Linked DNA regions of Homo sapiens: regions 2 and 3 are each linked to region 1. Evidence: read pairs that join two places in POLR2A ChIA-PET (ENCODE). Cell type or tissue: GM12878. All regions are shown on one strand. Region 1 overlaps SLX4IP (SLX4 interacting protein). Region 2 overlaps SLX4IP (SLX4 interacting protein). Region 3 overlaps PLCB1 (phospholipase C beta 1).

The links. ChIA-PET counts read pairs that join two places held together with the same protein. Peaks named below come from ENCODE experiments on the same cell type or tissue, not always from the same donor. Only the 100,000 strongest peaks of a DNase experiment are listed, where the experiment ranks them.
Region 2: POLR2A ChIA-PET joins it to region 1 with 6 read pairs; 2 of 35 experiments call an interaction of 5 or more read pairs at or near these places.
Region 3: POLR2A ChIA-PET joins it to region 1 with 6 read pairs; 1 of 35 experiments calls an interaction of 5 or more read pairs at or near these places.

What each region holds. Positions count from the first base shown.
Region 1 is chr20:10,509,852-10,513,851 of GRCh38, reverse strand. The region is part of intron 2 of SLX4IP (SLX4 interacting protein); the gene reads right to left. Among named protein-coding and RNA genes, the nearest start is that of SLX4IP, 77 kb to the right of the region's middle. RefSeq lists enhancers at 1,917-2,211, 1,952-2,431. In GM12878, no CTCF peak of the experiment used is centred here; a DNase peak (open chromatin) is centred at 2,121; H3K27ac peaks cover 2,027 bases.
Region 2 is chr20:10,451,384-10,455,383 of GRCh38, reverse strand. All of the region lies in intron 1 of SLX4IP (SLX4 interacting protein), which reads right to left. Among named protein-coding and RNA genes, the nearest start is that of SLX4IP, 18 kb to the right of the region's middle. In GM12878, no CTCF peak of the experiment used is centred here; a DNase peak (open chromatin) is centred at 1,963; H3K27ac peaks cover 1,704 bases.
Region 3 is chr20:8,603,349-8,607,348 of GRCh38, reverse strand. All of the region lies in intron 3 of PLCB1 (phospholipase C beta 1), which reads right to left. Among named protein-coding and RNA genes, the nearest start is that of RNU105B, 230 kb to the left of the region's middle. In GM12878, no CTCF peak of the experiment used is centred here; no DNase peak of the experiment used is centred here; H3K4me3 peaks cover 56 bases; H3K27ac peaks cover 232 bases.

The sequences.
Region 1 (4,000 bases):
CACTGTCCTCGCTAGAAGCCACAGGTGTCCCACAGAGATGCACATCTTAAGTGCCAGGCAGATGCTGTGCTGCATACTGACTACTCTGCTGCAGAGGGGCAATGGCCAGTGATAGGCACAGCTAGGACTCCTCCAGTCCTTCTAGCCCTTGGGCCCAGCCAGACAAAACCCTGGGAATGCCAGAGGCAGCTCTAATGCAAAAGGCAGCCTCCTACTCTTCCTAAATCCAAGGATGCCCTTGCCCACCTGGCATCTTCTGCCCTCAAGTCTCTCCAGTGCCCTGAGATTTCTCTTAACCAGCAGGCCTAAGGATTTTGTAATGAAAAGGTGCAGCTAATACCCCCGACTTCCATGATGTTTGTACCTAAGATGGATAGGATGAGAGGTATGTCTTCCACCTCTTAACCTCATCCCAATCTTCTCCTGCTTTGATTTGACTGATTTATTAGATTTAATTATTTCACACCTGTTCAATCTCCCAGCTTGGGTTCTGGAGCCAGACAGTGTAGGCCTGAATCCAAACCAAATTTCCAGCTCTGTGACCCTAGGCAAATTTCCTAAGCTTCTGTGCTTCAGTTTCCTCGTCAGTAAAACTGAAATAATAATCATACTTAACTCCTGGGGTTAGCAGCTGTTTCCTAAGATAGGCCATATATAAAGCCTTTGGTACAGTGTCCAGCACACAGGCACTACTCCCAAAAAGTAAGCTAGGGATGCTCCTCTAGGAGGTCTTCGTTTTCCCTCCTTGAGTTTTCCTTCACTGCCAGGACCTCTTCCTGGACTAGGACAGGATAGAAATCTATGGAAAAGTCACCTGATGCAGAAAAGTTCTGTTGTAACAAAAAATGACTGACCATGGTAAGGACATAAACCAAAGTTTCTATTTCACCTTAGTCTCATTAAGAAATTTAAAGTGGCTGGGTGTGGTGACTCACACCTGAAATTCTACCACTTTGGGAAGCTAAGGCAGGAGGGAGAAGTGCTTGAAGCCAGGAGTTCAAGACCAGCCTAGGCAATAACAACAACAACTATATATATATATATATATATATATATATATATATATATATATAGAGTGTGTGTGTGTATATATATACATAAAATATATATACACAATACATATACTATATATAAAATATATATACACTATATATACTATATATAAAATATATATACACAATATATATACTATATATAAAAAATACTATATATACTATATATAATATATAATACTATATATATTTTATATATATATAATGTATATATACACACACCTATATATATATAAAATTAGACAGGGATGGTGGGGCACAGCTGTAGTCCTAGCTACTTGGAAGGCTGAGGCAGGAGATCATTTGAGCCCAGAAGAGGTATGATTGTACCACTGAACTCCAGCCTGGTTGACAGAGCAAAACCCATCTCTTTAAAAAAAAATACTTAAAGTGACATAATACCAGGATGACAATACGTTAATTTATTGACCAAGACATTTTTGAAACTAAAAAGGGGTGCTATTAATAATTATAACAAAACATCTAGGATTCTCCTACTTAGCACCCACTTGTAAATTCTTTCTCATTATCAAGAAAAACCCCATTAAGTGAAAATTATAAGCCAAGGTCAAAACCCAGCTGTTGCCTGTTTTTGCAAATAACATTTTACTAGAACACAGCCATGCTCACTTGTTTACATATTGCCTATGTCTGCTTTTGTGCAATAATGGCAGAGATGAGTTAATGCAACAGAAACTCTATCACTCACAAAGTCTAAAGGATGTATTATTTGGCTATTTACAGAAAAATTTTGCCAACCCCTGTTCTAGACTCAAGTAACTCAGAGACATTGCTTTCCAATCCCATAATCTCACATTTGTATGCTATTATCTGACAAGAAAAAAATACCAAATTACTTCTCTTATGATAGGCATGAGTTTTTACTATGCAACAATTTCATGTTAAATTTCAATAAATTTTAGTTTCATACTTAATGAACATTATTACACATGGAATGGTCAAAGGAACTCAACTATTTACTAGAGAAGAAGAAAACCACTGTGGTCTCCACACACAGGAAGGGCTGTCACGTGAAGAGGGTGAGTCAGCACCGTGTGGTGACTCAGCACTCTGCTCTCAGTCTGGCCACCTAACTGTGGGTCCTTACGTTTTCCAAGTGTCATCTGCGAAGCTGGGGTAGTAAGAGTACTTTCCTCACAGGGAGGTGGTGAGCATCAAAGAAGATGGAACACGTCCAGCTGCTGTACTGCTTTTCTTAAATTAGTCATTTGTGCTTGCTGTTACTGGTGAAGAGCTGGACATACTCTGCTGGCAAAATTAAAACAGCTGGAGGTAGGTTTCAAGGAGGCAGATTTCAGCTTTCAGCTCAACTTAAGGAAAAGCCTGATCGCCTTACTGTCTGCCTGGGAGTCAGGTGAACAGACAGTCTCATGGAGTTCAACATCCCTGACAGTATCCCTAGGGCAGTGTGAGCCCCATGGCATGGAGGATTCAGAAGGGATTGCAGGAGAGTGAGGATCTGACTAAGACTGCCAGTGCCATGTGTTTTTATCTGAGACTATGATGAAGAAAGCTTTGGGAACGCACACCATCAGCCCCATCTTAAGAACGGGGAAATATGTAGGATACACCAGAGAGTAAATAGGTGTCAGCAGATTATGAGAACAACATATTGCAAACTTTTTAAGTTTTAAAGGACCACCATCAACTCAGAACAGAATAAGGACACAACTTGGTTCCATTTTGCCAAAAAGGTAAATGGAGGGACAAGAACACGGCACCAAAGCCAGGTTCTCTGATAAAGTCACCCGGGAAGCGGCCCTGTCTCCAACAACAGGCCCAGTGGTTTTGGCTGGCAGGGTCCTTCAAAGGTACAGTGTGCCCAATTCATGCTGCGTCCATTCACCCTGGGCCCATTAATAATTTGCCAGGCACCGCCGGGTGCGATGGCTCACGCCTGTAATCCCAGCACTTTGGGAGGCCAAGGTAGGTGGATCATGAGGTCGAGAGATCGAGACCATCCTGGCGAACATGGTGAAACCCTGTCTCTACTAAAAATACAAAAAGTTAGACATGCATGGTGGTGGGCGCCTGTAGTCCCAGCTACTTGGGAGGCTGAGGCGGGACAATCACTTGAACCCGGGAGGTGGAGGTTGCAGTGAGCCGAGATTGCGCCACTGCAGTCCAGTCTGGTGACAGAGCGAGACTGCATCTCAAAAAAAAAAAAAATAATAAAAATAATAATAATAATAATAATAACAACAATAATTTGCAAGGCACCTAAGGCCATGGCCAGGCTCTCTTTCACTGCAGCTTGCTCTATCTTTAGTAGAGCTGGACAGGCTCCACCAGCAGGGCTCCGTGCTCCCCGCTGATACTAGCAGGAAGCAAGATACTTGACTGCACAATGGGCCTGTGGCCCCAGCTGCCCATTATCCAGGATGAAAGGTGTGTGTGGCCACAAGGAGTATGGCTCATGCACTCTTTAGCACCCTAAGGGCTTGGGGATCATTTGTTCAGTCTGAATACAAATCAAGGGTAAAAACCACATGGCAGTGTCACAGACATGACAGATGTAGTATCCAGTGCATGGACGGCACACAGCCTCTTTCCCTTCACCAATCAAGAAGAGTGACTAGTAAATGCTTTGACCATTTTCTTCTTTTAAAAAGGAAATTTTAAAAATTTAAAATTATATTGTTATTCTTCCTTTTAATTCTGCCTGTTTGACTTAATATTATAACATTAGGCTCAAAAATGACCAGTGACTTTTTCAATGACCTTGTTATTTAAAATTCTGTACACAGAATGTTAATAGCTGCATAATATTCTATTATATTGCTGTGTCAAAATTTATTCATCAGGCTGGTGCAGTGGCTCACACCTGTAATCCCAGCAATTTGGGAGGCCGAGGCAGAAGTTTGAGGCCAGCCTGGGCAGCAAAGCAAGGCCCTGCCTCTAAAGAAATTTTTAAAATTAAAAAATAG
Region 2 (4,000 bases), 58 kb after region 1:
CAAAATGGATCATAGACCTAAATATAAGAGCTAAAACTATAAAAATCTTAGGAAAAAACAAAGGCATAAATTTTTGTGACCTTTCATTAGGCAACAGTTTCTTAGATATGATACCAAAACAGAAGTGACAAACACAATTAGTAAATTAGATTTTATCAAAATTAAAAACTTTTATACTTCAAACCAAGAAAGTAAAAAGATAATACACAGAATAGAAAAAAAATCTGCAAATCATACATCTGATGAAGGACTCATGTCCAGAATATATAAAGAACTCAACTCAATAAGAGGACAAATAATTTAAAAATAAGCAAAGAATTTGAATAGACATTCCTTCAAAGAAGATATACAAATGACCAATAAGCACATGAAAAGATGCTTAACATCATTAGCCATCAAATGCAAATCAAAACCACAATGAGATATTACTTTATACCCATTAAGATAAATAGCTAAAATCAAAATGACAAATAATAACAGATGTTGGCAAGGATGTGAATAAACTGGAACTCTCATACATTGATGGTAGGCATGTAAAATGTAGCCACTTTGCACAATAGTTTGATAGCATTTCAAAATTTAAAGAGTTGCCACATGACCCAGCATTTCCATTCCTAAGGATATATCCAAGAAAAAAAATAATAACTCCATACAAAAAAATTATACAGGAATGCTCACAGAAGCACTACTAATAATAGTCAAAAAATGGAAACAACCCAAATGTCCATCAACTAATGAACAGATAAATAAAATGTGATATATCATACAATAGAATATTATTTGGCAATAAAAAGGTAAATATTCCCCTTTACTGTGCTCAGCCAGGCAACTGCTTTTTCTCACCCTGGCAGAAACCTGGAGTATTTTCTGAAGAGGGTAAGACAGAGGATCTCTAGTCTGGAAAACACCAGGCACAGTAGAAGGTGGAGTCTTCTGAACAAAGAGACATTAGGGAATACAAATACAGAGACCTTCCTCTGCCTGCATGCCTCTCTACCCTGCCCATACTCTCCAGACTGCAGACTGAAACCTCCCTATTCAGAGAATTGGACTAACCTAAAAGACACTGTCTAAAAATACTGACATAGGGGTTCCTTGGGGAACAGCCTAAACAGATGGCTCTTAAGTGAAGTCCACATCCATAAGCCCCACACCCATATGCAGAGATTCTAGTCATCTTTTAATGTCCCACTCTCAAATACAAGTAAACAAGCAGGAATCACCTACCACCTAAGGCAAGATTAAATTATGAAAGAAAACCAAATACAGAAAAAAACCTATTTGGCTGAAACAAAGTATGGAGGGAGAAGAAAACATTTTTTAAGAATTATCATTAGGGAGATTGCAGATACTACAGCCATAAAGCAAAAAATGACAGCAACAAAAAAAGAGAACTATCAGAAGACAACAAACTAAAACAATGATAGTTGAATTTTAAAAACTTAATAGAATGGTTGAAAGATAAAGCTGATGAAATCTCTCAGAAACTTCAGCAAAAATTAAAAAAATGAAAAGAGACAATAAATTAAAATTAAAAGACCAATATAGGAGGTCAAACACATGAAAATTAGTATGGAGACTGACCCATATTACAGCATCTATCCCAGTGAAATTTTAGGCATTGGGGATAAAAAAAAAATTTTTTTTAAGTGCGTTGGGGGGTAGTAGGAGGTGGAGAACACAAAGGATCAGGAGTCAGAATTGGTTCCAAACCGCCCAAAGAAATGGAGAAATATCTTCAAAATTCTGAAGAAAATTGTTTCCAACCTCAAACTGGATTTAAACTTCAGGGAAGAAAAAAAATTCTTATGCAAGCTCTTATAAAACTGTTTCATGTATTTTTTCTCAGGAAGCTACTAAAGATGTGCTTCACCAAAATGAGGAAACTAAGCAAGAAAGAGGAAACAGGAAGGGTGAGACAGGAGAAAGGCAGAGCAAAGCTGAGGATCTGGTGAAAGGAGGCCTCCATGAGAGCTGTGGGTAGACCACAGGAGAAGCGCAGGTGCAGACCAGAGCAGGCCGCAGGGGAGAGGCACGTCCAGGAAGATCTACACACACACACACACACACACACACGGATGAGTTTTAGACAACTCGTGGAGAATATGAGATTGAATTAGGACAGGTACATGGAAAGCTAAACAGCAGAAGAATAACAAGGCAATGACTGATTCCATGATAAACAAAAACTGCAGTAAATAAAAAGAGTGCTTAATACACAGTTCAGTTATGACTAGCATTTATAGTTATAATAGCAAACATTGAATCCTGACCTAAACAATATTATGCTTACGATGATATTAGAAAAATAGGGAATGTGTGTGTATAAATATGGTGAGGGCATAGAGGTTAAACAGAGCAAAAGATCTCTAATGGTGATGGAATGTTTCAGAAACAAAGCAGACCAGTAAAAACAATAACAACCACAATAGCTATAGTAAAGCAAAAATACAGACGGTAATTTAGTGATCGGGATCCAATTCTTTTTTTTTAATAAAATTTTTTACGTTATTTATTTATTTATTTATTTTCTGAGACAGAGTCTCACTTTGTCAACCAGACTAAAGTGCAGTGGCTCAATCTAGGCTCACAGCAACCTCCACTTCCTGGACTGAAGCGATCCTCCTGCCTCAGCCTCCTAAGTAGCTCAGATTATAGGTTCATGCCACCAAGCCCAGCTAATTTACATATATATATATATATTTTTTTTTTTTTTTTTGAGACAGTTTCGCTCTTGTTGCCCAGGCTGGAGTGCAATAGCGTGATCTCAGCTCACTGCAACCTCTGTCTCCTGGGTTCAAGCGATTCTCCTGTCTCAGCTTCCCGAGTAGCCGGGATTACAGGTGCATGCCACCACGCCCAGCTAATTTATGTATTTTTAGTAGAGACAGAGTTTCATCATATCGGTCAGGCTGGTCTTGAATTCCTGACCTCAGGTGATCCGCCCACCTCGGCCTCCCAAAGTGCTGGGATTACAGGCATGAGCCACTGCGCCCAGCCTATTTTTATATTTTTTATAGAGATGGAGCTTCACCATCTTGCCCACGCTGGTCTTCATCTCCTGAGCTCAAGCAATCCACCAGCCTCAGCCTCCCAAAGTGCTGGGATTATACGTGGGAGCCACCACGCCCTGCCTGGATCCAATTCTTAAGTACTAAACTCTGCCCCAAACTGAAGAACAAGATGAAGAGAGCTCACAAGGATGGAGGAAAGGGGTTGAGGAGGACACCATAATTCACAAGCCTTGAGCATGGAACTATTTGCCCGTTGAAATTTTTAGAACAGGTCTTCCAAAAGAAATATAATGCAAGCCACAAATGTAATTTTAAGTTTTCTAGTAGTTGCATTTTTAAAAAAGTAAACAGAAACAGATAAAGTTAATTTGAATAATCTATTTTATTTTATTTTATGTTTTTGAGACGGTGTCTCACTCTGTCACCAGGGCTGGAGTGTAGTGGCACGATCTTGGCTCACTGCAACTTCCACCTCCTGGATTCAAGCGATTCCCCTGCCTCAGCCTCCCAAGTAGCTGGGATTACAGGCGCCCGTCACTATGCCCAACTAATTTTTTGTATTTTTAGTAGAGACGGGGTTTCACCATATTGGCCAAGCTGTTCTCGAACTCCTGACCTCATGATTCACCCGCCTCGGCCTCCCAAAGTGCTGGGATTACAGTCATGAGTCACCGTGCCTGGCCAATCTATTTTATTTAACCTGATATAGCCAACATGTTAGCATTTCAACATGTGAGCTATATAAAAATGTTTACATGCTTGTTGTTTTAACCAAGACTTTGAAATTGGTTATATTTCTAGGACATCTCAATTTGGACTGGTCATGTGTCAGGTGCTCAATAGACACTTGTAGGTAGCCACCATTATGGACAGCGCAGTTTGAGAGCCTTTTTTTAAACAAGAAAAACACGGCCAGGCGCGGTGGTTCACACCTGTAATCCCAACACTTTGGGAGGCCAACGCACGTGGATCACTTGGGGTCAAAG
Region 3 (4,000 bases), 1.9 Mb after region 1:
CAGGGGAGTGAAATGATTTAATTTATATTTTTGGAAGATCACTTTGTCTGCCAATGTGCAAAACTGGAGGCAGGAAGCCAATTAAGATGCTATTTCAACTGAGTCTATTTCATGGAGGTTGGACTAATGTGAGGTCTATGGAGATGGAGAGAAGTGGATGCGTTGGATGTAATTTGGATATGGAGGCAACAGGCCTGGCTGAGGAATGGGATGTGGGACTGTGGTAAATGGTGCTAAGGGAAAGAAAGAAATTCAGGAGAATTCCCTGGTTTTGGCATTATAAATGGGGGGTACTGTGTTGTTATTTATCAAGCCCGATATTAGGGAAAGCTATGGATTTAGAATTGGGAACCATCTCCTGCCTAAACTGTTAGAGCAACTCCCTTATTGGTGTCTACTTTTAGGCATGCTCCCCAACAATTCATTCTAGAATTGTAGCAATTACCAAAACTGATCCAAAAGAAAGGGAAATTTTTAACAACAGATCAAAAATTAAGAAAGACCTTGAAATACTTTTCCAAGTGTTGTTTTAAAGAAATGTTTAGGGCTCATAAAGGTTTGAGAGAAATTCTGTCAATCTATCACAACAAGGATAAATTCTACATTTAGTAATAAAATAAACAGATGCAGAACTTTTTAATTTTATGAAGCCATCAAGTCCCTCATTCAAAGCCTGACAGAATTGATGTAAGCACAGACAACATAGGCCATCTCACTTACAAATATAATTGTAAATATCCTAAAAAAGACACTAGCATATTGAGTTGGGTAGATAGGGCACTAATAATAATTGTAATCATACTAGTGGTAGCATTAGGGCACTAATAATAATTGTAATCATACTAGTGGTTGTCATATAATATTGATGAAGTTTATTCCGTGTCAGGCACCTTGTGGATTTTTTTTTATCAGTTTTTTGAGGGAGATGCTGTTACTGGCTTTCTTCTTTTAGAGGAGGAAATGAAGGCACAGAGAGGTTAAATAACTTGCTCTGTTTATGCTCCTGGTTGGATAATCTTATTTTGCAAATCCATGGAGAAAGTACTGTGTTATTTAATAAATGATAAAAACATGTTTTAACTGTTTGGAAAAATTGACTTAGGTCTTTTTACTATCTCACAGATCACATTGATGTTCAAATAAAGCGTTAAATGTAAACAACAAAACCATGATGATGAAACTATAGGAAAATTTGTACATAATATTGGAATAGGAAGGCAACACTATGAAAGAGAACACTGAACATAAAATGTTTACAATAGCAAAGTCATGGAATCAAGCCAAGTGCCCATCAATGGATAACTGAATAAAGAAAATGTACTATATGTGCACTGTGGAATACTACACAGCCATGAAAAGAATGAAATCATGTCTTGTGCAGTAAAATGGATGAAATGGATGAAGCTGGAGGCCATTATCCTAAAAGAAATAACTCAGAAACAGAAAATCATATACCACATGTTCTCACTTACAAGCGAGAGCTAAACCATGGGTACACATGGACAGAAAGATGACAATAATAGACACTGGGGACTCCTCATGTGGGGAGGATGAGAGGAGAGTGAACGTTGAAAAATTACCTATTGGATATGATATTCACTTTTTGGGTGGTGGGTACACTAGAAGCCTAAACCTCAGCATTATGAAACTTGTCCATGTAACAAATCTGCACATATACCCTGAATCTATTTTTTAAAAAAGAATGAGAGCTTTTTTCTTTAAAAAAAAAAAAAAAAAAGAAAACACCAAACATAAAATACATGTTAAAATCAAAATTAACAAAAATACAATAAACTGGAAGAACAATTTGACAAAGAGGTTGATGTTTCTAGTATAAAAAGAGATACCACAAATAAATATATTTGACAAGTAATCAGCAAAAGCACAAAATATAGGGGTAAGGTTGTTATATTTTAAAGAAAAATGAAGTATTAAGTGTGTTCAATTAAGGGGAATTCAAAATTAATCAAGTGAACTACGTCTATAAGTGGAAATACTATATGGCCTTCAAATGATATTGATATTGTAGAAGAATATTTCTCGTTAAGAAAAAAAATCTGATATGGTAAGGGAAAATAGGTTTTAAAATGGAATATGCTGTTTGTTATTAACTGTACTCTATATATGTGTGATATGTGTTCACACATACATATATACTCTCACAAGATACAACAGATTTTACTTCTCAGTTCTGAGAGTAAGGGAAATTGTTTTTTTAATGTATTTTACGATATTTTCCAGTATTCTATATAGTAATGTATTATGTCTATAATAGATGTGTGTGTGTGGGATTACAGGGTTATACAGTAAAATAAAATGTTACTTCAAGCCTTAATTGATTTATGTTTTTTACATTTAGTGAAACTTCATAGGATTAGGGTTTTTTAAAAAATAAATTTACTTAAAAAAATCCCCAGTGATATTTATAACAAATATATTCAGTAGCTAACAAACCCTCTACCCAGAAAGGACAACACCCAAGACCTTTGTGTTGCACAATTCCAGGAGGCATCCTCAGATCATATTATAAAATAAAATATTCTATATTACATTTCAAAAGAAATAAAATTCTATTCATACAATGCAATGTGAATAGACCTCTTGAATTGCCCAACATGAGGGTGGAGGTACTATAAGATATTGCCTGAAATTTAATTTTAAAAGCCTGGTTTTTACTCTTCCTGCCTCTTTTATAGTCTTCACCCTAGCAATGACAGACAACCAAATAATGCTTTCCCTTGTTTTGCTTGTAGTTGAAAACTGTTGTTTGGCTGATCAAGAAATTCTAATGAGAAACTTTCCATGAAAAGCACTCAAATCACAGCTTTACAGATACTCTGTTTTATATGTTTACTTGGGAAACCTTAGTAATTGTATAATTAGAATGCATCATATCATATGTGTAAAAAAAGAATTAGGATGTACTCAAAATAAGAATGATTAAGAATTGGAAATTGTTTAATTTGCAGATTTCTTTAGACTGGCATATCTAAAACACTTGAGTTTCATTTATATTACATATTTTTAAAAACAAGGTGAAATTTACATAACATAAAATATCAAAGTAACCTTTTTTTTTTTTTTTTTTTTTTTTTTGAGACAGGGCCTCACTCTGTTACTCAGGCTGGAGTGCAGTGGTATGATCTTGGCTCACTGCAACCTCCACTTCCCGGGTTCAGGGGATTCTCATGCCTCAGCCACCCAAGTAGCTAGGATTACAGGCACATGCCACCATACCTAGCTAATTTTTGTGTTTTCAATAGAGACAGAGTTTCGCCATGTTGGCCAGGTTGATCTCAAACTCCTGGCCTCATGTGATACACCTACCTCAGCCTTCCAAAGTGCTGGGATCACAGGCGTGAGCCACCACACCCGGCCAATAGTACTCATTGTTAAAGTGAAGAATCCAGTGGCATTTAGTACATTCACAAGGTTGTGCAACCACCACCTCTATCTAGTTCCAAAATATTATTAACACCCCAAAATAAAATTCTGTACCCATTAAGCAGTTGAAATCACCCACTTTGACCTGTCCAACACAAAGGATCATAAAATTGAAAGCTGTTAATGTTAAGTGGTAGAATTATTGGTTAGTGTCAAGTTGAAACACACATTTACAAAAGTGGTTCTCAAACTTAGGTGTGCATCAGAATTACCTGGAGGATTTGTTAAAACACACATTGCTAGGTCCAACCCCAGAGGTGCTGATTCGGTGAGGCAAGGCCTGAGACTCTGCATTTCTAACAAGTTCCCAAGGGATGCTGATGTTGCTGGTCTAGGGACTGAGAGAAACACTGATCTGTGAATTTAGACACAGTTGAATGGACAAGCATGGCCCCTGTGTTGAAGGCTCCCTCCTCTTTGTAGAGAGAGCAGTGGCCCATTTGGAGCCAGCTGGTGATGCTAAAACCCACACGCTGGGATTACCAGAAAGGTCGTTTGAATTTTATCTAGGAGTCCCACTTTAGGCAAAGTGCAAATGTTAACCCGATTTTGGATG